Linked DNA regions of Mus musculus: all the other regions are linked to region 3. A link is a loop called in an ENCODE intact Hi-C map of the cell type or tissue named here. Cell type or tissue: left cerebral cortex. All regions are shown on one strand.

The links. Hi-C counts contacts between places; a loop is a spot of excess contacts. Peaks named below come from ENCODE experiments on the same cell type or tissue, not always from the same donor. Only the 100,000 strongest peaks of a DNase experiment are listed, where the experiment ranks them.
Region 1: a loop joins it to region 3, with 2.9 times the contacts of the local background. A loop is called at or near these places in 2 of 42 quality-filtered maps.
Region 2: a loop joins it to region 3, with 11 times the contacts of the local background. A loop is called at or near these places in 2 of 42 quality-filtered maps.

The regions. Positions count from the first base shown.
Region 1 is chr2:79,350,648-79,358,647 of GRCm38, forward strand. It overlaps Cerkl (ceramide kinase-like), which reads right to left. Exons shown (of 13, transcript NM_001048176.1): 5 at 4,275-4,417. Among named protein-coding and RNA genes, the nearest start is that of Gm22606, 6.3 kb to the left of the region's middle. In left cerebral cortex, no CTCF peak of the experiment used is centred here; DNase peaks (open chromatin) are centred at 4,337 and 7,381.
Region 2 is chr2:79,306,538-79,314,537 of GRCm38, forward strand. Itga4 (integrin alpha 4) reads left to right here. Exons shown (of 28, transcript NM_010576.4): 18 at 7,156-7,306. Among named protein-coding and RNA genes, the nearest start is that of Gm22606, 38 kb to the right of the region's middle. In left cerebral cortex, no CTCF peak of the experiment used is centred here; DNase peaks (open chromatin) are centred at 1,187 and 3,224; H3K27ac peaks cover 313 bases.
Region 3 is chr2:79,449,240-79,457,239 of GRCm38, forward strand. Neurod1 (neurogenic differentiation 1) reads right to left here and starts at 7,397. Exons shown (of 2, transcript NM_010894.3): 1 at 7,312-7,397; 2 at 3,398-5,809. The coding sequence starts at 5,798. The coding sequence ends at 4,725. In left cerebral cortex, a CTCF peak has its summit at 4,892; DNase peaks (open chromatin) are centred at 1,628, 2,138, 4,777, 5,135 and 4 more places; H3K4me3 peaks cover 4,125 bases; H3K27ac peaks cover 3,391 bases.

The DNA.
Region 1 (8,000 bases), 99 kb before region 3:
TCTTTTTGTCTTGCTGCATCCAATTTTACAGTCAAGGTTTCGAAAGGACATATTATTAGAGATGGTCCTTCAGGATTAGTGATCGCAGTATCCCAGGACATCATTTCCTCCATTCCTAGGGTTAGTTAGAAGAAGACTATAAAAGCATTCCCCATGAAAAAGTTTTAAGATGCATAACGTAACACTGTTATGCACAGTAGCTAAGGAGACACATCAAAGTACAGACTGCTTCATGAGTCTAAAATATGGTGAGTGGTCAAGCAAAGTCCTTTTGGAATGCTAGAAATCAGTGTGCTGCTTTCATGACCTGCCAAGTTCTGCAACTGTCCTCCAATTTCACACAACTCATCTGTCATAGGAAGCGTGACCAGAGGTCAGAAACTACTTACCACCTACTCATTAAAGCACACCTTGATCTTTGAATGAGAATTTCGTTAGCACTCTGAAGTAAACCTGAAAGCTCAGGAGAAAGTACTTTTATAAATCATAAAGTACAAATCATAAATTTGAAAATAGTACTTTTCCCCTCTAGAAAACTGTACATGGGTTGAAAAAAAAAGTCCTCAATAGAGAGGACCATGCTGTTCACATAAATAGCAGAAGGTAAACATTTTAATTTGCAAGAAAAGTTATTTTTTAAATGCTACTAGTAACTTTGCCCACCTGCCCCTCCCCCCCATGCTGAAATGTGCTAAAAACAAAGAACTGGGGTGATCTGGGGTTGGGGATGCAGCATTTCATGGAAGAGAAAGTGGAACCCTGTCTGAAAGTATAAGGCAGCACTCACAGACTCCAACAGAAGCAGCGAATGAATGAATGAATGAATGAATGAATGAGTAAATAAATAAATAAGTGAAAAAAATTGTTCTTGATAGTGCAAGCACTTCTGCAGAACAATTAAGTTAATTAACCAGACAGCATGAATATTCATAAGGCTGTTAATGTCTCCCACATCCAAGCAGATAAATGTGATGTAATGACTTCCTAGCCAAGCATGTCTAAAATTCTCATGAAAGCAGCACCTACACATGGGTTCTTTGCCTTAAATATCATAGAAATTAATGGTCCCTCGGCAATATTTTGCTCTTCTCAAATTAATTGGAAAGCATGAAATTTATTTATGCAAACTCTATAGGAATATATAGTTCTGAGCCATCAGCGTGTGGATTACGTCTTGTTTTACAACAACGGGATTGCTTTTTTTTTATAATTTTTAATGTCCTCTCCAGCTTTCCTTGCTAAGTCCCCAACCCCCTTCCCTTCTAATCAGACTCTGTTTGTATAGTTCCTTAGCACCGGTTACCATAGCAACAAGCACCATTCCTAATGGCCAGCAGTTCAAATACAGGCTTTCCCACATCTGATACATTTGAGTCTGAGGATAATTCAGAGGCTTAGTCTGTTGGCTCAGTGGAGTAATTTACTAAACACTCTCCCTCTGGGTGTCTCTCTCCAGGAGGCAAATGGCTTCAAAGGCAGATTGTCTCCTCATGGGCAGCTTGGAAACTTCCTGCCTAGTTCTTGTTCCCATTCTTCATCAAAAGCCCTGACTAGGCATAGCATCCTTATATTAAACAGCCCACACATGACTGTCCTTTCCTATTAGACAGAATTAGCAAGCTGCAACTCCTATCCAACTACCAGAGTTTGGCAGCCTGCTGCATCTTCAAAGCAAAAAGATGGCAATGCCATTCCTGGAAATAGCCCCTGAAAACCAGAATATTTTCAAATGTGAAATGTGCTTTGAAATTAAGCAGGACTGGGGACAGGGATCCTCAATGTCTCAACATTATGCCGTTGTAAAAAAAAACAAAAAACTGGTTACATATTACAGACATGAGCATAATGACCAATTTTTATAACCAGCTCCCCTCCATGTCAGATGCACACTTCTTAGAAGGTGCCCTTTCCATTTCTGAGCTATGGTGGTTAGTGAATGACCTCAGAGATTCAAGCGCTAATGAGAAGAACAGCAGCCTGGGCACATACACTGCTGGGAAGCTCCCACCAGCCACAGGCAGAACTACTGAAACGACACTGAGGGTCAAGAAATAAATTCGGATGAAGCAATCATCCAAATTGCATCTCTTCCCCTACCTCCTTTAGTCAAGGTCATTTATTATCTTCTTCAAGACCATTATTGGTTTTTGTAAGTATCTTAAATTGTTAAGACGTATTCTAATCTCTCCCTGTTTAAATTATCGATTTTGTGAAAGACTTTATACTTCACAAAGGTATTTGGATCCCTTTCTGTTTTTTTTTTCTTTAATGATATCTTTATAAGTAGCTACTGAATAACATATACACATGCAAAATTACAAATATGCTTTACAATAATAAAAGCTAGTCTCTTCCAGAACCGTTCATGTTAAGTACATAAGAACACGATCTCTATAATAGCAAAATGCAGAGTACGGATAAGTCTAAATGTGTGGCATGATACGGTTATCAAACGCACAGGGAATTCTCTTTAATCACACACTTTTTTTGTTTTCATACGAAAAAATATTTTTCCTGTTTTTGTCTTAACAGTTTTGTACAGTGATTTCTGTGTTGGTTAGTTTTATATCAACTTGACATAAGCCAGAGTCATTTGGGGAGAAGGGAATGTCAGTTGAGAAAGTGCCCTACCAGATTGGCCTGTGGGCATCTTCTTGGTTGATGCTTGCAACTCACTGTGTGTAGTGTAACTACTGGGCAGGTGGTCTGGATGCCATGACAAAGTAGGCTGCGTAAGCTACGAAGAGCAAGCCAGTAAGCAGCATTCCTCTATGGCCTCTGGGTTCTTTCCTCAAGTTCCTGCCCTGACTTCTCTACATACTGTAATTAATACAAGCTGGAAAATGAAACAAGCCCTTTCTATCTTCATGGTGCTTTACCGCAGCGATATAAACTCTTCTTTAAAATGAAAAATAAAGTAATAAATTCCCTCTATTATTGCTCAGTGGGTTGAGTGAATTATACACATAATAAAATTTTCTTTTCTAAATCATAGCCTTTCTCCATTTCCATGGCTCTGACCTCTGCTTTCTCCCAACCTTATCCACAAGGAATCCTGTACCCTGCATCAAACCTTGCCTAGATTAGATGGAATGGTTCCCCTGATCTGAAATACCCCACAGTTCTCTCCTGAGTCTCAGGTCAAACTCAGACTGCTTTCCATGGCATGCATGCAGGACTGTCCACCAGCTGGCCTACTGTGACACCATCATCTCCCATTAATGGCTCCCAGGTTACCCCTATGCTTTTTTTTTTTTAATTTGTGCATGCTATGGTGGAACCTACATCTTAGGTGTTACTTACTCAATATATGTTCTGTATACACACAAAACAGCATTATTGCTGTACTAAGGCACTGGGGGATATGCCTGGCATAAGAGATGAAGAGCCATGAGCAAGATTGCCCTCCAGGACCTGGGTTCTCTATCCAGGCAGAAGGAATCTTCTGGCTCTCTAGGTTATCTGCTGATAGTACAACTACCTGGGTCCCATGTTTTACCTCCGAGACGTTGTAAATACCATGTTCAGAGCAGCCATGTTTTCAAACTCCCTCTCTAGTACTAGAGGTCATTAGATTCTTTCATAGTGAAATTAAAATTCTACTGATAATTGCTAAAAGTGTCTATAGACCCTTTATACACATCAAACTTCATAGTACAATAATCTTGCAACAGAGTGGATATTATACATTATTCTCCTGATGGAGATTAGAAAAAAAATGAGGTTCCTAAAGGTTAAATGGTTTGTCCCAAGTGTCACATGTGCTTGTGGAAGGAAATGCTAGGAGATACATGAGGCTACATCAGAGCCAACGTGACCTACTTGACTCAGGCTATGCGATGTATATTTGTATATTAGAAAATGGGATGAAGGACAAGAGCACTGTACAGATTTGGTTTTGTTAACATGCAAACTAGAAGAAGAAGCCTCACTTGAAAGATACCTCCATATCACACTGGCCTGTAGGCAAGTCTGTGGGATAAGAAGTATTTTTTTCTCACTAATCACCGATATGGGAAAGTCCAGCCCACTGTGGGTGTTGCCACGCCTGAGCTGATGGTAGCTGAGAAAGCATGGCGAACAATTAGTAAGCCCCGCCCTTCCATGGCCTCTGCTCCAGTTCTTGCCTTGGCTTCCTCGCCACGATGGATTGAAAGCTGTAAGACGGAATAAGCTCTCTTCTCCACAGCTTAGTTTCAGTCAAGGTGTTGGTCACAGTGATAGAAAGCGAACTAGGACAGGAGCGGTTGAAGGAATCTGTGACTACGCCTTGCCTGCTGGAATGAAGCCAAGAGGAAGCTCTGCTCCAACGAGAGTCGGGATGCAGTCCATCTCCACTCCCGCGTTCTTCTGAGCTCTGAGGAGCAAAGCGCGGGCGGCCTCACTCGCAGATCCATCTCCACCAACACAGACAACACTACAAACAAGGAAGCAGGCAGAGCAGAAGGAAGCAGGATTAGCTGGCGTACATGACATCTAGAATCTAAAATATTTTCTAACCTCACGTACATAGTGCAGGTGTCTGTGTAGCGGATACGATCATTCAAAATAACTTCAAACATTTAGTTTGAGACAATGGCTGAGAAGACACAGCACCACACAGGTCCACATGCTTTTTAAAACCAGAATCTTCCACAGTTCTCCATAGACAAAATAGTTTGAGTTACAAGGTATTTAAAAAGTGAAAATTCTAACTTTAATCCAACCAGCATTTGGTTGTTAACATTCAAAAGCATGTCACTTCCAGTTTTTTAACCTTATCTGTTTGCTTTTGATTTTTTCCATGAGAGCCTCTATGTCTCATGAACTCTGTTAAAAAACCTTAGCCATAACTATGTACATGCTGATGTCTATATGTGATCTGAAAGGATCGTGTAAACTCTTCCCTCCAAAAAAATTGGTTTAGCTGAAAAGAGTTGATTCTTGTGTAACATACGATTGCAGCACATGACTACAAGTGACACCATCATAGATATATAAACTCATACATCATAGATATAGAGCTCATTACTAGGGTTAGAGACGTCCTTCTAGTGAGTATTCTGCTCTTGTAGCTTGTCAAAGACCCTCACTCACACAAAGACCACAGAGACCGCCATTGTTGCAAAACGCTCGAGGATTTTAGTTATCCAACATGTTGGGGAAGCCCCTCTCAGCACGCAGGCCGGAGGAGAGACCCAGAACAAAGAAAGAACACACTTTTTATACCTCTGTAAGGGCCAGATATAGGCACCAGGGTAGTTTGGCTTTTTTAATCGGTGTAGCCAATAACCTTTTTAGACATTGGTTAGTTTGTATAGGGTGATTTTCATTTTGTCTGTCTTTGAGGTTTTTAGTGTGAGGCTGGGCAGGGGAATTGATAATCTTGTTTTGGAAGCTTAGTAATTTTGACCCTTAAAACTATGTTTCTATATTTGTTTAGTCAGCCAGCTTTTTATCTGACTCTGTACTTGTCCTGCTAGTACAGTTTTGAAAGTTCTTTTGAAGGAGGAAGGTAGTGGGTAGTCTTGAATTTATTTTGGATATTACACTGCCAGATAAATAAATAATCTTTGAAATTTTGTTATGAAAATTTTCTGAAACAAATCCAAATGGTATCTGTAACAATAAAGTAACAGTGATATATGAGTGTGAATATACTGAATATATATGATATAGTGAATATATATTCACAATACAGTGGATATATCACTGTTCTTAGTACTCTCCAGGTATCAACTTATTTAAGTGATACCTGCAGATAATAGATATTGATAGCATCCATTCCATTTATAGATCAGGAAGCTAACTAAGGTTTAGAAAGATTAAGTAGCTTTCCAATGGTTACCCACTAGTGAGTGTCTACACTATCATTCAATATATCATTCTCCATCCTATATATGAAATCCAAAGAATGTGGCCTCATTGGAGTTGTATTACCTTGAAAATCAATTCTAACTAGTAACTTCAACATGAAACTGAACAAATTAGAAAGGAATATACTGATTTATATCAACAACTGCTAGGTCACTATGCATTTTCATTGTCTACTTGAGTGGATTTAGAATCTGCATGGAACCACACCTCTGGGGAGTCTACAAGTGTATGTCTAGAAAAGATTCACTAAGAAGGAAAGTTCTTGACCTTGGGCAGCACCATCCTGCAGGCTATCTTCCTAGACTAAATACAAACAGGAGAAAGTTAGCTGAACACCAGCATTCATGCTCTCTGTGTCCTGTCAATGGAAACAATGTATCCAGCCACCTCACAGCTGTGCTGCCCTGCCTTCCTGCCACAAAGACTACACCTACTTCAAACTGTGAGCCAAATCACACCCCTCCTTCCTTAAGCTGTTTTCCCCCAAGAAATAAAAAATCAAGTATTTTGTCAAAGCAGAGAGAAAAATCCTAGTCCAACTCTTGTGATTACATCCAGGTATGTGACAGGAGCCCAAGGACTGTATTTAATATAAGAACATCAGGAAATGGTATACTATAAGAAAAGAAAAAAATCATTCTTTTGTAATAAGTTTACTTTATACTGAAGTTACTTGAATTATTCCTTTGCATCTGGTAACTCTTGCTGTTCTCAGAGCAAGTAAACTTTGCCCTTGGCCTCAGTAGAATGATTCTTTCTAGAAAAGTGGAGTTAGGGTGTATGTTATTTGTTTCTCTAAAAGAGTAATGACGGGGCTGGAGAGATGACTCAGCAGTTAAGAGCACTGACTGCTCTTCCAGGGGTCCTGAGTTCAATTCCCAGCAACCACATGATGGCTCACAACCATCTGTAATGGGATCCGATGCACACTCTTCTGGTGTGGGTTTGAAGACAGCTATAGGGTACTCATATAAATAAAAGTAAATAAATAATATTTTTTAAAAAAGAATAATGACAAAGGCCTAAAGGGACTGTTTTCTTATTCATCACAACCAATATTAACTTTGAAATGTTGAATGTCAGGTGATTTTTCTGAGTTTGGCTTAAAACAGCAGTAGCAGTAATTAATACAGATACCAAGGTCAAACTGAAAAAAAAAAAGTCAATGTTAGCCAAGTACCACCTACAGTATATTTTGTATATCAAGTTCTATGATCAAAAGAAACAAGTTGTGCAATCCAGGAAATAAAAAGTCCAAAGGAAAAGCAAAGGCTACTATACTGACAATAACATAAACTCTTAAGAACTGGTTTAACAGTGTTCACCTTACAGTGAGTGCAACTCCCACTTTGAGCTTTGAGCCTGCACAAACCTCTTCTTTGCCATTCTATAGCATAAATAGGAGAAATGTGGAACCTGAACCTCCCTCAGATTTGAGCCATGGATCCCACACTGTTTGCTCGAACACACTGTAGTGGGACACCAGCTGTCACGAGTGTTGATCTGCTGTTTCTCTTGGCTTTTGAAATATGTCACAATGTGTCTTCCTAGAGGCATATGGGACTCCTGTTTTAAAACTCTAAAATCTTAGGAAATAGTATTTCTTAAACATCATCTACCAAGCTGTTTTTACTTTGCTGACTAAGCCACACTGAGTCTTTTTTGGCTTGTAGCTTCTCAGACTCCTGTCTAGAAGCCACGAAAACTTACTAACCACATCCAATCAACAGCTCCACTGCAGTCAAACAGAGATGCCCCAGACTAAGCTCCTGAATGAAAGAGATCCCACTCCTTATCAAAATGAAATGCTGTGTTAGGCCTCGTCCCATCTTTAAATCTTTTTTTTTTGGGGGGGGGGTGTTGAGACAGGGTTTCTCTGTATAACCCTGGCTGTCCTGGAACTCACTTTGTAGACCAGGCTGGCCTTGAACTCAGAAATCTGCCTGCCTCTGCCTCCCGAGTGCTGGGATTAAAGACGTGCACCACCACCCCCGGCTCCCATCTTTAAATCTTTGTGCCAATTTTTTTTTCAAAAATATTCCTGTGGCCGTTCTTTTGAATAGGTTCAGTGCAGGACATTTGGGGTCTGAGCAATTCTTGTTAAGAGACTTGATTGGTGTTTAGTGAAAGACTCTTCGCAGTGT
Region 2 (8,000 bases), 140 kb before region 3:
GCCAGGTATTATTCTCTGTAGGTTGACCAGTTGTGAGTTTCTGTGTTCACCACAATCTACTACAAAAGAAGCACCTGGGACTAAGGTCAAGAGATGTCCTGATCTATGGGCATAAAGACTCGTGGGTTTTTGTTTTTTTGTTTTTGTTTTTTGAGAATTTGTTAAATACTTTGTCCATTTAGCAGAATAATAGCACTGGATTCTTTGCTAGGTCTTATGAGACATCAGCGTCTTGGGTTGTTGGCCTCAGTTGCCAGGCTTAGGTTCCATAGTATGAAGTGGCCCTTATAGCAAATCAGAAGATGGTTGGTTACTCCCATACACCTGTGCCACTGTTGGCATCTTTGGGCATGGCTTCTCAAGGTGGTCACACTCAAGCCTACTTCTGCTATTGGTGCTTTATTTCTCCTCTCTCTCTCTCTCTCTCTCTCTCTCTCTCTCTATCTCTATCTCTCTCTCTCTCTCTCTCTCTCTCTCTCTCTCTCTCTCTCTCTCTCTCTCTCGATAACTTCTACAATCATAAGTTTCCATTTGGCCTTTCAATGTTTTTTTTTAGTGCTAGCCCTCCTGTACCCTTTCCTCTTATCCCTGCCTCATTTCACCCTTCTTACTCCATTATTTTCTACAAGACTTTATTACTCTGAAACCAGGCAAGCAATGCAGTGGTGACTTTCACGTGGGAGGTCAAGCTGATCAGATTCAACTTGGCTCAACTCTTACTTCTACTGCTTTACCCAAAAGGTCGCCTTAAGAGAAGCCTATGAACCTCCTCTTTCCTTGCTATAAAATAGTAGAAATTATGTCTTCTCTATTGGATTTTAAATTTTTTAAAATGCACTTATTACAAGTGATTAGCTCAAAACCTGATACCTTTGAAGGTTCAATGAAAGGTGCTACTGTTTTTAGAATCGTATACATTCCAGTGCAAAGCAGTAGGCACCAGTACCTTTGCATCATTTTGAAAAGTTACAAACTATTTCTATGAGGCTAATGATAACTTATTTGGGGGATGTGCAAATGAGAGCTCATCTAATTAAGTTTTCAGAGCCACGGTGAAAGCTTTTGACTGTGTTTTGAGTAAGTTATTCTGTGTCAGACAAAAATACAACATCTCTGCATGTAGGTGTCTTCTCTCCTTTCTCAGTAACCGTCTGCAAATTGGGGCCATATGTTGTATGCCTTCTTCTGGCTGTAACTCTGCTGGCACTAATGGTATTATGTGTCCCAGATCTAGAAGCCTGTTTTATGTAAATGCATCTACTCCGTAAGGAACATGAATTTCTGAAGCCTGCAATAATAAACCACTCGGGTTTGACAAGCAGTGCTGATTCCCACTCACTCCTGGTTCCATTAGGCTGAGGCCTCCTTCTATGTGTCCAACCTCCTGGGACAGTGAACCAACCAGAATTCCCACAGAAACATAACAGTGAGCAAACACGTTATCATAATCACAAGAATAATAGGTATTAGGCAACAAGAAGGAATCTGCAATCAGACCTTTCATATGGATCAGGAAATAAATGACCTTACTCTTCAATGCTTCATGTTTCTAGAATTAGTGATAAAAATCTCCTCTGACTGCTTTCATAACATTTAGGACTACTTTTAACTTCATGTAACAAGAATTTTACTAATCCTGACTTACAGAAATATATATGTGGCATAATATTTGCATGGAAATGGTAGTTGCGGGTCTGTTATACAGCCAGAAATCCTGCATATATGGTTGTCTTTTATGTTCTTTTGGTTTTTTTATTTTTGATTATAATATTTTAGTGCTAACATTCCCATAAAGGAAGTGGATGCAAGAACAAGAGTGTGTTTGTTTGCTTTGTGTGTGTGTGTGTGTGTGTGTGTGTGTGTGTGTGTGTGTGTGTTTTCTTTTGAAAGCTTTTCAGAAAAAAATCTCCCTTCTCATGCTTACTCTAACTTGACATTCCCCCGAGTCTGTCACTGCGCAGGGAGAATGGAGTCTTTGTGGTCATGTTAGCCATCAGGCTTCATTCCCCAAAGCTGAACTCAATGCTCATCTTCTGCAACATCAAAGAAATGCTGCCCACTGCCTGAGTAATCTGGGGTTCTGGTAGCATCAAGTGGGGAACTCTGAGTAGACAGTAAGTTGTGAATGGTACCTGGCACCATGCATTTAACTCTTCAACAGGCTAATCTAATACAACTGTCCTTTGTAAAATCAAAGCCTGACTGACCTCCCGAAGCAGGCGAAGAATGAAGTTCATGCTTCGATACTAACGTCCACTCACTTCCGGGCCAGCTTCCTAATCCAAGTTCCTTTTCATTTCTCTCCTTGAACTTTTATTCAACAAAGTCAGATGATAGTAAAGAAAAAGAAAAGAAGATGAAATTCAACTTTGGACTGGAGGCCAGTTGCTGAAGGCTTCTCTTTTGTCAGATAATTCTGCTGTGTGTCTTTGAGCATTAAGCTGTGCTAACCATTCACATTTTATTTTGCTGCGTTGTCTTTTCCCCCCTTGTTTATTTCTTTCCTTATTTCTTTCCTTCCTTCCTTCCTGCCTGCCTTCTTTCCTTCCTTTTTTGTCCCTACCATTCTGATCAAAACTAAGTAATCTTCAGAGACCAAATTTATTGCACCAAGAAAGAATATATTGACAATACTAAGGTTTTGTGAATGTCTTGTAAAATCCAGTCATGTTCACTGAGAGAAAATGTAGAACCTGGTGTAACAGCTTTCTCGTTTCCTCATTCACTTATTAAGTTATGGTTCCATGTGTGCACAGTACTTGGGCTTGTGTCAGTTATGTGGACTCTAAGCAGCTTTGTAAATTTCAAGCCTGCATTATGCATGTTTTCATGAAGAATGAACTGTAAGTCCCAGGGAAGCCGCTGGTTCAGTCATGCCACCCGTCCAGATGTGCAGCTGGCTCTCCTTCATGGTATGTAGGACGCTGGCTGGTGTCTTTTCAATGGCTTCTTGTTAAAGAAGATGTATAGAAAGGTGTACTTTTAAGAATCATGGAGTTGGGATTGTGGTAATTGTGCAAAATAGCTTAAAATGGAAACTAAACCGGGAGTCTTGCTGACAACAGGAGCCTGGTGCCGCTCTGATCGGCTGCTGTCTCAGAAGCTGGCTGCGGATGCCACGCTGCCACCTTCTGTTGCCTGTCAAAGTGCCAACTTCTTTCCCAAAGGTGTTCAGTGACTAATGCTTTGGTTCCAAGCCAGAATATTTTATAAATGTCTATTTCTAAGCAGCTCTTGTACAAGTCTTAATTAAACTTTAATGTCAAGCTGAAGTTTACTTTTAGAGTACCTTGAAAGTCCCTTCGGTCGTAACTGGATGATAGAACGGTAGGGAAAAGGCAGCGTGGCTCTCTTCTCACCATTTAACAATCGCTGCCAAGGAGAAGCCTGCTGACTAAGTCCAAAGGCTCACAACATGAGCAAACCACACCACCTCCTTCGTGCTGGGGTAGCTCATGACCACTCCGTCAAGTACCTCCAGGATGAGATGGTAGCCAGGGTCTAGAATGAGTACTTTGTTATTTATTATTCATTTGTTGCACAGCTTCTCAAATCCAAGGCTCAGAAAAGAGAATTGGTTCACATAGGGTATCCTTTATTTCTCTCTCTTCTTTTCTACAGGGTGCTACAGGGGAGGTTAAAGGCTTGGGGCTGGATTACTTTTTCTACTTCTACTTGGATTCTAAGGGAAAAGCCTGTAGCCTCTGCCAGCTGAGATTAAGGACCCTCTGTTGATGTCAGAATGGATCCAGGCATGTCGATGCATACCTGTAATTACAGCACGCCAGAGCATGGGATGGAATTACAAGTACAAGGCCTGCCTGGCCTACATATAGCATGACTCTAGTCCACAAAAACCAGACAACACAAAACAAAAACCAACAGCAAAGATAATGGATTTTAGTTGTCTAGTAATACCACATGTTGCTTGTTAATTTGAAAGTTTTCATCAGTCATGTGGGCTGTATAGCAGGAGCCACCCCAATGGTTTTTATAACGTGACAGTTTCAATTTCTTGGAAAAAATGCACTCAGTCTCAGTTGCTCATCTGTACCAGTAGTGCAAAAGCGAGAATGGCTAGACTCAATAAAACTTTATTTATAAAAACAAAGGAATGATTTACGTTCAGACAGGAGTTTCCAGATGCCTACTCTGTTGGCCTGCCTGCGTTTCCTGTGGCATCCACTTAGTACAGCATTTTTTTTCTAGGTTAAAACACACCCTCTTATAGTATAATTTGTTATTTACTTTGCATAATGTATAATCTTGTATTTAAAAAATGTTTTTACAAGATAAATAGAAATACAGGGAGAAAAGATAGGAGGAATGCAAAGGGATATATACACAGAACAAGTATATGTGTGTATTCAATGTGAGACTATTATAGTTCTACATGGGAAATGACTGAAATCCTACTTACCACTGACTGGGCAAAGAAGAAGACAAGTGGCTAACTAGGGTGGAGCACAGACTTAAGTGACAAGCAATTTGCAAACACCGATTGAAACTAATTTCACAAAGTTTAAATAAAAGAAACTACATTCAAAATCGCAGCTACCAAGGATTACATCTAATTACATTTGTATGAGATTCCACACTGGCTAAAACTCGAGTGTGGGTTCCAGGAGTCAGTGGTCATTTAGGGGGGCCCCGGTGAATTGTTCATGTATACAGTGTCTTTCCTTGGTTGGCACACCAGTCTCTGACATGTATTCAGTTAACCACAGTTAATAAGTTGCATCTTAGGATGCTTGCTTCCTTCTATACAAACAGCTTTGAAATGGGAAACGATTTGAATAACAGGAGCAAATCTTTAAGTAGTAAGTTTAGTTTCTTAGAAATGTACTTAGGGTTTTAAATGAAGAAAGAGGACTCTAAGCTACAACTCTGTTTATCCACTCTGGTGTTCAGAAGAATAAATAATTTTGGAAAGTAACTTTTCCTTTCCACTACTGATTTTGCCTTAGTTAAGAGCATCGTTTATGTGGTCATTTCAGGAGCCTTGCTACTGTTGACATTTTTGGATGTGGACTAAGGTGGAAATCACATGACTACATAGTGTTGGACATTGAGTTTCTTAATGAGCGATTTGAAATTTTTGTATCATTGAGGACAGGCAAGCATGCTCTCTAGCTGAAATTTTACAGAATAGATATTGAAAATATTATGAAAATTTCATAAGCCTTTAAAAATGAATAATGTAGCCAATATTTTGGGGGCACTTTACTTGCCTCTTGAATGTAGCCCAGCCATTTTAATCTGATACTCACTTAAAACAACAACAACAACAACAACAACAACAATAACAACAACAAAAAACCCACAGAACTGTATTTGTTGGTTCTGAAAAAAACTCTGCTATCCATAGTCCAGCCTCTTGCTTCCATGAACATTTAGACTAGTGGTGAGAGACAACCGTGATTTGATATTGTACAATGTGCTTCTCAGTGTTTCCTGAGAGTTAGTGCTATTACGCTGAGTCTTAAGATCAAGTACAAGCTATGCTGGTGCATAATGAGGAGATGATGCTCAGGTTGGAGGCGAGCTTAAAGGAAATCAGAAAGCATCTTGTGTTTGGCAGCTATTTGAATGTAGATGCAGCTAAAACAAAGGGATGCCCTGTGCAGTGGGAGGTGAAACAAGGGTGGACCCTTGAGTGTCCCAGTGTCATGCTGAGAAGCAGGGACTCTTCTGTCACAGTCACTGCCATGGGCATTGCTTCATTGGCACTGTTGGCACATGGCAGAGTAAGGGGAGAGAATGAATGTAAAACAGAAATCAGAGGCACAATCCATGTAGACTCCAAAGTGGTCAGACTGTATTTTCAAAAAGATCTCGAGGAGTAGCAAACCTGAATATCATATGAATAGAAAAGTGAACAGCAATGCTTTTCCTACCCCTGGCAAAAGTAGGTGCTCACCTCCTCTTCAAGGGCTCGTCATTCAAAGTTGTTTCCAGTGTATATCTAATAGTTATTTCCAGTTGTTTGGAAATGGGTCTTCTATCTTTTTGGGGGAGGTGGGTAAATGAACTTTAACAACATGCTTTGTGATGAAACAACATAGTGGCCGACTCACTGCCTGGGACCCTCAGTTTTGCTCAGTGATTATGCATCTCTAAGCATGACTTTAAATCAGAGATCTTAATGTGTTCTTACGTATCCTTTTACACATCCTGTTGTTAGACAGTCTCCACCTGGTTCCTTTGGCACACGTCCTGCTCCAGTTTGAATTAATTAATCCATTTTTTTTCTAATTTTGGAATTACTAGATGACTCTGGGGAAAGCTTAGAAAATCAAAACATACAGTAACTGAAAGTTATGAGGGTTTGTTGTTTTTCCTGCCTGGAGAAGACGACACTGTGCACCACAGAGATGAGCACAGGGCTTAAAGGTTTGGATTATTCTAGCTCTGTACGTTTCAGCATTTTCATTATGCTCCAAGTTCCTCATATTCTAGGGATTTCATGGGATGCGCTTGATCCAAAACTTCACTGAAGAGTCATTTTACCATTATTACAGATTGGGTGGCCAAGGCCTAGCCAAACTCATTGAAATTCTATCCCTAAAGGCAGGATGCTTTTCTAAGGCCTGTATGTCTCCAGATCTCTAGTGACCTGCATATTGTAGTTGCCAGGACGTTGAAGCATTTCTGTGGTTTAGCCTCTAACTTGAACTAGGTCTTGTCAGAGGCAACCTACTCGAAGAATTCAGTCTCCTTCAAACAAATCTCTGTGCCACCACCTGTAGGCCAGAGGAGTTCTATCGTTTACTTTAAATAAACTCCCCCATGTTGTCCTCATTCTCTCTTTTCCTCAGTTTCCCTTCTAATCTTTTGGCTTGAGTAGCATCTAGTTCAATATCTTTTCAAAGATGAAATAAAAATTGTGCAAAATAATGAGGAAAATGTAAGTCAAGCAAGAGGGCATTAAAACAAAAGACCATTTTATAATAACTAATTAAAAATCAAACAGGTAATAGCATCAAACTTTTATTTGGGGAAAGCTTTTTGAACATGTCTGAAATATGAGAAATTGAAACTTTAAATCTGTTTGTATGAGGTCATCCCATGGTTGTTATTCTAAGTTTATAGTTTATATTTATGAATATTTTATATGTGGATGGAGAATTTTTACTTCCATTCCTTAATTTTTAGGCCATATGAAAATAAAACCTATCTTGCTGTTGGGAGCATGAAGACCATAATGCTAAACGTGTCCTTGTTCAACGCTGGCGATGATGCTTACGAAACCACTCTGAATGTCCAACTCCCCACAGGCCTTTATTTCATTAAGATCTTAGACCTGGTAAGTTCTAGAAACTACAGTGGTAGGAGGCACTCAAGATTAAAGACAAATGTAAATGCCATAGCTACTCCACTCATTTAGTATAGACAACTGAAGTTTTCCTCTTAATGTCTAGACATCACTCAATCTCCCATTATTTTGAGATGTTCTTCCTGCCCTTGAGACACAAGTTTGTTGGGATCTAAGGGGAAAGGTGTCTGCTTCCTTCCTTCCAGTTTTAGGAGAGGATTCTTTGAGTGCCACAAATTCTTCCCTGTTTTTAAGATGCTGATGATGCTCATCTCAGAGCAATAGTCTTCCTTCGTGCTAAGCTAAGTACCCAGAATTCCTGCACCACACTTTAAGCCATGGTTCTCAGCCTTCATCCTGTACTCCAGAACTATTAATCTTCCTCCGGGTTGAAATCCTGCTTTTCAAGCCAGGTCCTGGAGTAGACATGTATCTGTGTGTACTCCATGCATGTGTTTATGGCACTCATTATTAAATTATTCAGTGAGTTGTTAGAAGGCTTGAGTCACAAAGAGGAGAGCCCCAGGGATAGTTGCCTTGAGATCTCCCTATCCTCTAGTCAGTAAACCCCAGCAACATTCACCTTTTAAAAGTAGATTATTGACCCCTTTCTCTAGATTACCAAGAAGCTATTTCAAAAGGGGAGGGTAAATTCTATGGACTCAGAGCCTATACTTTAATATAT
Region 3 (8,000 bases):
AAAAAAACGATTCCCTAAGTGTGTAGGTGGCCAAATCCATCCTTAATGTATCTAAAGATTTAGTCCACCATTAACACAATGTTCTGCATTTCAAGGTATTTTTAAATTAGCAGTTTATTCAGCCTTCCCCGGAGACTGTGTGGCCTTGTATATGCCACTAGCTTGGCTCCATTGTTAATACCATCAGAGCCATTGAACCAAGTGTTAGTGTGCGTGGAGAGACTGTGCGAGTCAATTGCCAGCACAGAATTTTCTGACATAGGAAGGCATATGATCTCAACTTCTGCGTGCATACAGTGCAGATTTCTAGCTGAATGGTTCCTGATAATGGCGTCCATTGAAACACAATGCCTGGCCAGGAGCCAATGATTATGCCACCATACAAATCACTGCTCATCTGACTCCAGAGTGCCTCTTACAATGATAACATGAATCTTCAGTCCTGGGGTTCCACAAGATGTCACATTGGCTCTTTTAGTTTTTCATGGTTACTTGAACTGAAATTTTTATTTAGGTATTTTTTCTTTCATAAAATAAGAGGCTATAGATGCTTTTTTGAAAGAGGGGTTTTAAGAACAACTTCATAAATAGCTTGGTAATTTTCCATTAGGACAAAACCAATCTGCATTTGAAACCTAGTTTTATTAATTGTTTAATAGATATTTCAGTTCAAATTTCTCATATAATTATAGAACTAAAACAGCTTGGCTCATACTGTTAGCTAATGATCCATATATCATTTTAGTAATTGCAGAATTTAGGCCTCTTGCAGAAGATGCATCAGTTTTGTAAGAATTTATATAAATGTTCAAATGATGAAAACATACTGATATTTTTAAACAATAAACTGCACTACTTAGAATTTGGCTGCAATATCATTTTGCTATAACATATTATAAATCTAAAAATCTGTAGGCTACTCAGAATATGTGGTGTTCCATTAGTAGGTTCATGAAATGGTCTTTTTAATAGTTAAAAATAGATATAGATATAACATTGAAATTGATAAAAATAAAACTTAAATTTTATGGAGTAGTCCTATTCTATAAGAATTATACAGTAGTTAAAATATTTAACTAAAATTCCTCTCCTACTATGAAATAATCTGCCAGCTTCTTCTAGAAATAAGTTTTCCAGGTGTTTTAATATTACAAAGCTGTATTTTCTAGGATAGGAACATCAATTGCTCACGAAGAACAAGAATATAGAACCCAAATATTATATCAAGCACCACATAGGCAAACCACATGAAATATTTTTCTTGGTCCAAAGCTATCAGCTCACCCCCCCTCTTTTCTTGGTTTTCACAAAAAAAAAAAAACTGTTTTTTATTAGCTTCACATAAGGATTAAGCAAACATAAAGACTGTAAAAGTATCTTTAAAATGTGCTTAACAATTCATAAAAGAAATGAAGGAGATAATTTAAAAGATTTCTTATGGTTTGAAAATGCATTCCAAATATTCATTAAACATTTGAGTGAGTAAATGTGTAGAATATGTTTCTGACATTGGCGCTGGTTTGGTGGTATTTCTCTGATCAGATGGAAGTGCTATGCGTTATGCAGGGTGCATGCAGTTCATTCATGCATAAACAATATCATTTTCATAAATTAAAACCTTCCCTGCAGAAGGAACATCTGTGCCTGCCTTTGAATAAAAGATGGTGGCATGTGAGTTACTCCCTGACTGACTGAAAGAATCCCTACGCCTTTAGAGTGAAATTTTAAACACACACAAAATGAAAAAGAAAAAGAGTGAAGCAGAGCCTTCATCCTTCACGCCTACCTCTAATGAAACCCATAGTCTAGATTCTTTTGCTTCCCATTTTAAATGTTGTGATTCTAGAAACACCACCCTTGGTTCTTCTGTTGACTCTAGCAACAGTTTTTAGTTTGCATGGAGATGTCTAATTTTAATTACAGGTGAAACTGAGCTGCTTAATAGATCAGATCAGATCTGAATGTTCACTTTATGGTTTCCTGTGCTGGGAGGCTGAAGGATTCTGCTATCAGTATTGTGTCTCCTAAAGTCAATGGTGAGAAAAATCCAGGCTAGGAAGCAACAGCTTGATTCCAAAATAACTGCTCTGATTCACTTGGAAAGAGACAACTACATTTGGGGTAAAGTTGGGACCAGCTTTAATGTATTTCTGTGTGTGATAAAGGCTGGTAGAAAACATTATTTTAAATTACATTAATTTTTTTGAATGTTGAAATATCCCTTACTGCTACTGTCACAGCTTGATGGGGCCTCGTTGGCAACGTTATTACTATGGCTAATTGTTCCTGTCTATTAGATTACTCACGTTTTTCTGGAGCAGCTTACTAAATAAGGTCAGTTTTCTGGAACCCTTAAGCCACCAACGAGAAGGAGATTAAAGGAACATGCTTGCAAGGGAGGTAGGCATCCAATGTGGTATCCGAATCAGAGAAGGAACAATGACAGCAATCAGAATCACAGTAGAGACAATACAACTGCCAAAATGCTATTCCATAAAAATCAAGACTGTCAGTCATTTCTCATGGGAAGGGAAATGCCAAACTATTTATTAAGTAGACTTACCAGAAGTTAAGTTGGTGTGGTGTGGTGTGGTGTGGTGTGGTGTGGTGTGGTGTGGTGTGGTGTGGTGTGTGTGTGTGTGTGTGTGTGTGTGTGTGTGTTTATAAAATCAAAATATAAAATAGCAGGACTGTACAGAAAACTGTGGAGTAATATACACTCCTAAAATAGAACACAAATAGTATATACTTATGTACCAAAAGCTCACTAGCACTTTAGTGGAACAATTAGTGAAGACATCCCAAACACTTAATAGAACCATTATAAAATGCCTCATCTTTTGGGAGCCTTTCAATTAATTAAATAATTTTCCTACAATATCAGATATATAGTTTGGAGTGCAGGACTGTTTGAAAGAAAGCTATCTAGTTCAGGAAAGATACAGATAACAGAACAGTGAGAAAATATTCAATTTTGTTTATGCTTTAAATATGTATAAACAAATTAAACTAAGGTATTTGCTTATGTCTTGCTAGTTAATACTTAAGTAAATCCGCCTGAAAAATAAAAGAAACTTCTAACAATCATTTCAACAAACAGAGACAAACAAACAAACAAAGAGAGTAAAGGTGAAGACGTTTCACCTTTAGAAAACCAGAGTTTTTTGTCCAGCTTACTCTGTGCTCAATACTCCAAATAATAAAACAGAGGCGAGGTCTGTTTGTTATCTGAGAAGCCAGTGACCCTCTAAGCAAGATAACAGACTAAGCACAGGACAAGCTCAACTCTATATTTTATTCCTAATGTTTAACATTTAACTCAGCAAATACAGACGTTGATCCTCCTCGCTACAATTTTACTCTTTAAAATCCACTTTCGAAAGAAATGAAACAATTGTTTTGATTTTCCATACTATTTTTATTGCAACTGCATGGGAGTTTTCTAAATTGTGCATTACACCATAATACACAGGATTACAAACAAGATTACAGTACATGTCAATTCCAGTAGTACCAGCATCACATCTCAAACAGCACTTATTCTGGACTGCATTTTACATGCAACAGCTATTGTTCTAATTATGAATTCGATGGTTTGAATTTTATTTAAACTACTGTACTAACTGACTACACAGGTATAAAAACCCAACATTAACAACCTGAATAAATTTAGGCTCAGATTTATTACATGAATAGATGACAAACCACCATTTGTTTGACTATGTATAAAATCATGCATTTATATTTTCTGGAAACATCAATATCTTCAAACACTCCGTAAAATCATGGAATTCAAAGAAGTAAAAGACTAAAAAGAAAGAGTGCAAATTGTATGTGATAGTCAAGCAGCTTTTGATTTAAAGGAGTGTGTGTTGGCATTTATTTATAATATGTATTTACAAGCTTGTGCAAGTAATGAATTGATGTGTTTTGATAAGGAATGCATTTCGGTTTTCATCCTCTTGAGTGTTATGGGTCTGGTTTCTATTTTAGGGAGCGAGCAGGAAAAACTTTAAAGTGAGATGAATTGCTCAAATTGTGCAATTTGTTGGTTTTTTTTCTTTTCTTTTCTTTTTTACAATTAGAGAAGAAAGAAGTGCTAAGGCAACGCAATAACTTTCTAAGCACTTTTCTGCTGGTTTAAATTAGTTAAATTATTTTGTATAAATTAGATATAATTCTACTTTTCTGATATGTATAAAAATTGATGAAGCTGCATGGTTTTAAAATAGGAAATCCACGTTATAAAAAGTCATTAAAAATTCTGTACAAAATCACAACAAAATAATTCAGCATGGGAAAGGTCACAGGTAGTAAAATGCTGGTTGAAAAATATATATTTATATATATTTTAATTGGCCCATTACTAGTTTAAAAATTGCATAGATCCTAATTATTGCTTGTGATTTTTTTTATCCCGATCAGATAATTAATACGATCTGAATACAGCTACACGAAATTCGTGGTACACATTTTCTTTTTTACTTTACTGTATTATTATTTTTAAAATAGAAGAGCTATAGAAAACAATACATAAGGTGAACAGGAACTTTGATCCCCTGTTTCTTCCAAAGGCAGTAACGACAATAAATACATATATCACTTGAAGCTTTGAGTATTTGCACTTTGCAGCAATCTTAGCAAAAGGGCTGCCTTCTGTAAACAGGACAGTCACTGTACGCACAGTGGATTCGTTTCCCGGGAATAGTGAAACTGACGTGCCTCTAATCGTGAAAGATGGCATTAAGCTGGGCACTCATGACTCGCTCATGATGCGAATGGCTATCGAAAGACATAATGTTGTCTATGGGGATCTCGCAGCGAGGGGCAGCGGCACCGGAAGAGAAGATTGATCCGTGGCTTTGGGGCCCTGCCAGCGTCGCTGCAGGGTAGTGCATGGTAAAGGCATAATTTTTTTCAAACTCGGCGGATGGTTCGTGTTTGAAAGAGAAGTTGCCATTGATGCTGAGCGGCGGGCTGAGGGGTCCGTCAAAGGAAGGGCTGGTGCAGTCAGTTAGGGGGCTTTCAAAGAAGGGCTCCAGAGCTGCGCTGTAGGCGTGTGGCGGCGGCTTGACGTGGAAGACGTGGGAGCTGTCCATGGTGCCGTAGGGCGGGCTGGGCAGTCCAGGGGACTGGTAGGAGTAGGGATGCACCGGGAAGGAAGCGCTGGCGGTTGGCAGATGCGGGGGCATGTCCGGGTTCTGCTCAGGCAAGAAAGTCCGAGGGTTGAGCTGCAGGCAGCCGGCGACCAAATTGGTAGTGGGCTGGGACAAACCTTTGCAGAGCGTCTGTACGAAGGAGACCAGATCAGGGCTTTTGCCTGAGCGCAGGATCTCTGACAGAGCCCAGATGTAGTTCTTGGCCAAGCGCAGTGTCTCTATTTTAGACAGTTTCTGGGTCTTGGAGTAGCAAGGTACCACCTTGCGCAGGTTGTCCAGCGCCGCGTTCAGCCCGTGCATGCGGTTCCGCTCGCGGGCGTTGGCCTTCATGCGCCTTAATTTAAAACGTTCTAGGCGCGCCTTGGTCATCTTTTTCTTTTTGGGACCCCGTCTCTTGGGCTTTTGATCCTCCTCCTCCTCTTCTTCTTCCTCCTCTTCCTCTAGATCCTCATCTTCCTCCTCCTCCTCTCCCCCGTTTCTCAGAGAGTCCTCCTCTGCATTCATGGCTTCAAGCTCGTCCTCTTTCTTGTCTGCCTCGTGTTCCTCGTCCTGAGAACTGAGACACTCATCTGTCCAGCTTGGGGGACCTTGGGGCTGAGGCTCGCCCATCAGCCCGCTCTCGCTGTATGATTTGGTCATGTTTCCACTTCCTGTATTGAACAGGGAGAGAGGCAAGCAGAAGAAGAAAGGGGGGGAAATCCACCCGCTATATTTAAAAGCTGGATAAGCCTTCAGCTCCCTCTCCCTAATCCTACAGAAATGCACACAAATAGAAATACACAGGAGTCCACTGCAAAATGGATGCCTCCAGGAAAAGTTAAACGCAGTGCTTCATGCTGGCGTGTCTGTACCTCGGTGCTGCGTAGTAGGTACCACTAGGCCTGTCATGAGTGGCTATGGGTGCCTTTCCTAGTGATCAGCTCAACTGTGTGCAGGGCAATTATCTGGCCAGGTGCCCTGTGTGGAAATGCGTACAGAGTGCATGGTTTTCTGACTGTGTCCCAAGTCACTCCCAACTCACAAAAACGATGAGTTTGGAAATGGAATACTCTGAACTCATCTCTGCTCTGGCTTCGCACTACTTAGAGGTTTAAATAAATTGAAAAGCCATTACGTAATTTCCTAGCACTGACCCCAATTTTTAAAGAAGATTATATGGAAGGGAGAGCCAATGCACAGAGGAGGAAAGGTAGTTTCCATCAAATTATTTTCCTATCGACAACACATTTGGCCACAGAAGTGGGCACAAGTCTTCCATCCCTCTCTTGCCTTTCTTTCTTTGCCTCACCACCCCCCCCCCACGCCCCCGCTAAATTCCCACCTTGTACAAAAGCTCTGGCTCCCAGGCGAGGCTCTCCCACGCGCTGGGGATCAGGTGCAAAAGGCTCCTCTCTAATAAACAGCCCATTGAAAGGGCCGCCCGCTCTTTATTGGGGCTTTTCAAAGTTCGCCTCAAACCTCCCTTTAAAAGATGGAGTAATTACAATGGTCAGCGACTGGCAATGGTGAAGGTGCTGCTTCTCATAAGAACTGTAAAAAGCCTTTAGTAAAACAACTGAATGTCTGGCCCCAGCATGGGGACTTGGCCGCCTCTGGGACAGTAACAGGTAGCAGGAAAATTTCCTTCCTTTTCTCCCCCTCTCCCTACATTTCAGCTAAGCTATTTCAGAGTCCAATCGGTTTTCCAGTACTACATTCTCCTGAAATAGATAGTTTCATATGCACGATGAGCCTAAATATCTGTACACCAAATAAAACTATGGGCAGCAGGTGTTTTTGTTTGTTTGTTTTGTTTTGTTTTGTTTTTCTCTTTCTCTCCTTTTCTCCCCTGAATAAGTGAGAACTGGAAGTGGTTGTTTGCTTTGGGGACTTTCAAATAACCGCTTACAAATAATTACAGTTACTCCCCTCCCCAAACATTCTAAAAGCTTCTATACTATTAAAAATTAAATGTAATTAGAAAGCCTGCAGGGGGTACTTGAGTGCTGGGACTCATTACGTGCGAGTACTTGTGGGCAATTACGAGGAGGGACACTGATCTCAAATATAGGGACAACCGACTCCACAAATGTGCGCATGCAAAGTACCAAGGTACAGCTCTTCAATTATTGCTTTTATTCTCGGGAGAGTAAAAAATAGGAATCATAATTACCTGTTGTTAAAAGGTTCTGAATAGTGACGATCTCATAACCCTGGAGCCTCGGGACACCTTGCCTTCTGCGTGGGCGAATTCCTCGTGTCCCGGTGGCGCGGGCGCTAGGGTTATATAGCCGAGTTGCTGATGCTGAGCGCGGGCGGGGCCGTGAGCTGAGCAACGAGCAGGTCCCTGCGCCCCGCAATCGCGCACGCGTCCAGACTGAACGACTCCCGCCCTCATTCACCCCTCCCCAGAACTTTCCTCCCGCCCCCTTCCACCACCACTCCCCTCACCCCCACAGTACCTCCGCCCCTGCTCCTTCCTCCCCGGCATGCGCCATATGGTCTTCCCGGTCCAGCCAAGAGCCGGGAACCACGTGACCTGCCTATTTGTATGCCGCGGAGCGCTCCATTCCGGCCCCTTTGTGGCCAGAAGAAAGTGGCCCATCTGTCGCCAGTTAGAGACTCCGCGGACCTGTTTTTACCCGCAGGAGAGATTAACCCTTTGTGGCAGCAGAAGACAGAGGACATGTGGGGGGGGGGGGGGTTGCGGGAGGCGAGCTGGAAAGGTAAAGAAAGATCACTGAGTCTATGTCCTAGCCTGAAGACTGCTTTAGCGCAGAGAGGTAGACAGAGGTGAACCACTCACAATCCCAGATACTGAGGTGCACTGAAGGGTCCTTCCCTTGACAATGGTCTCCGGTG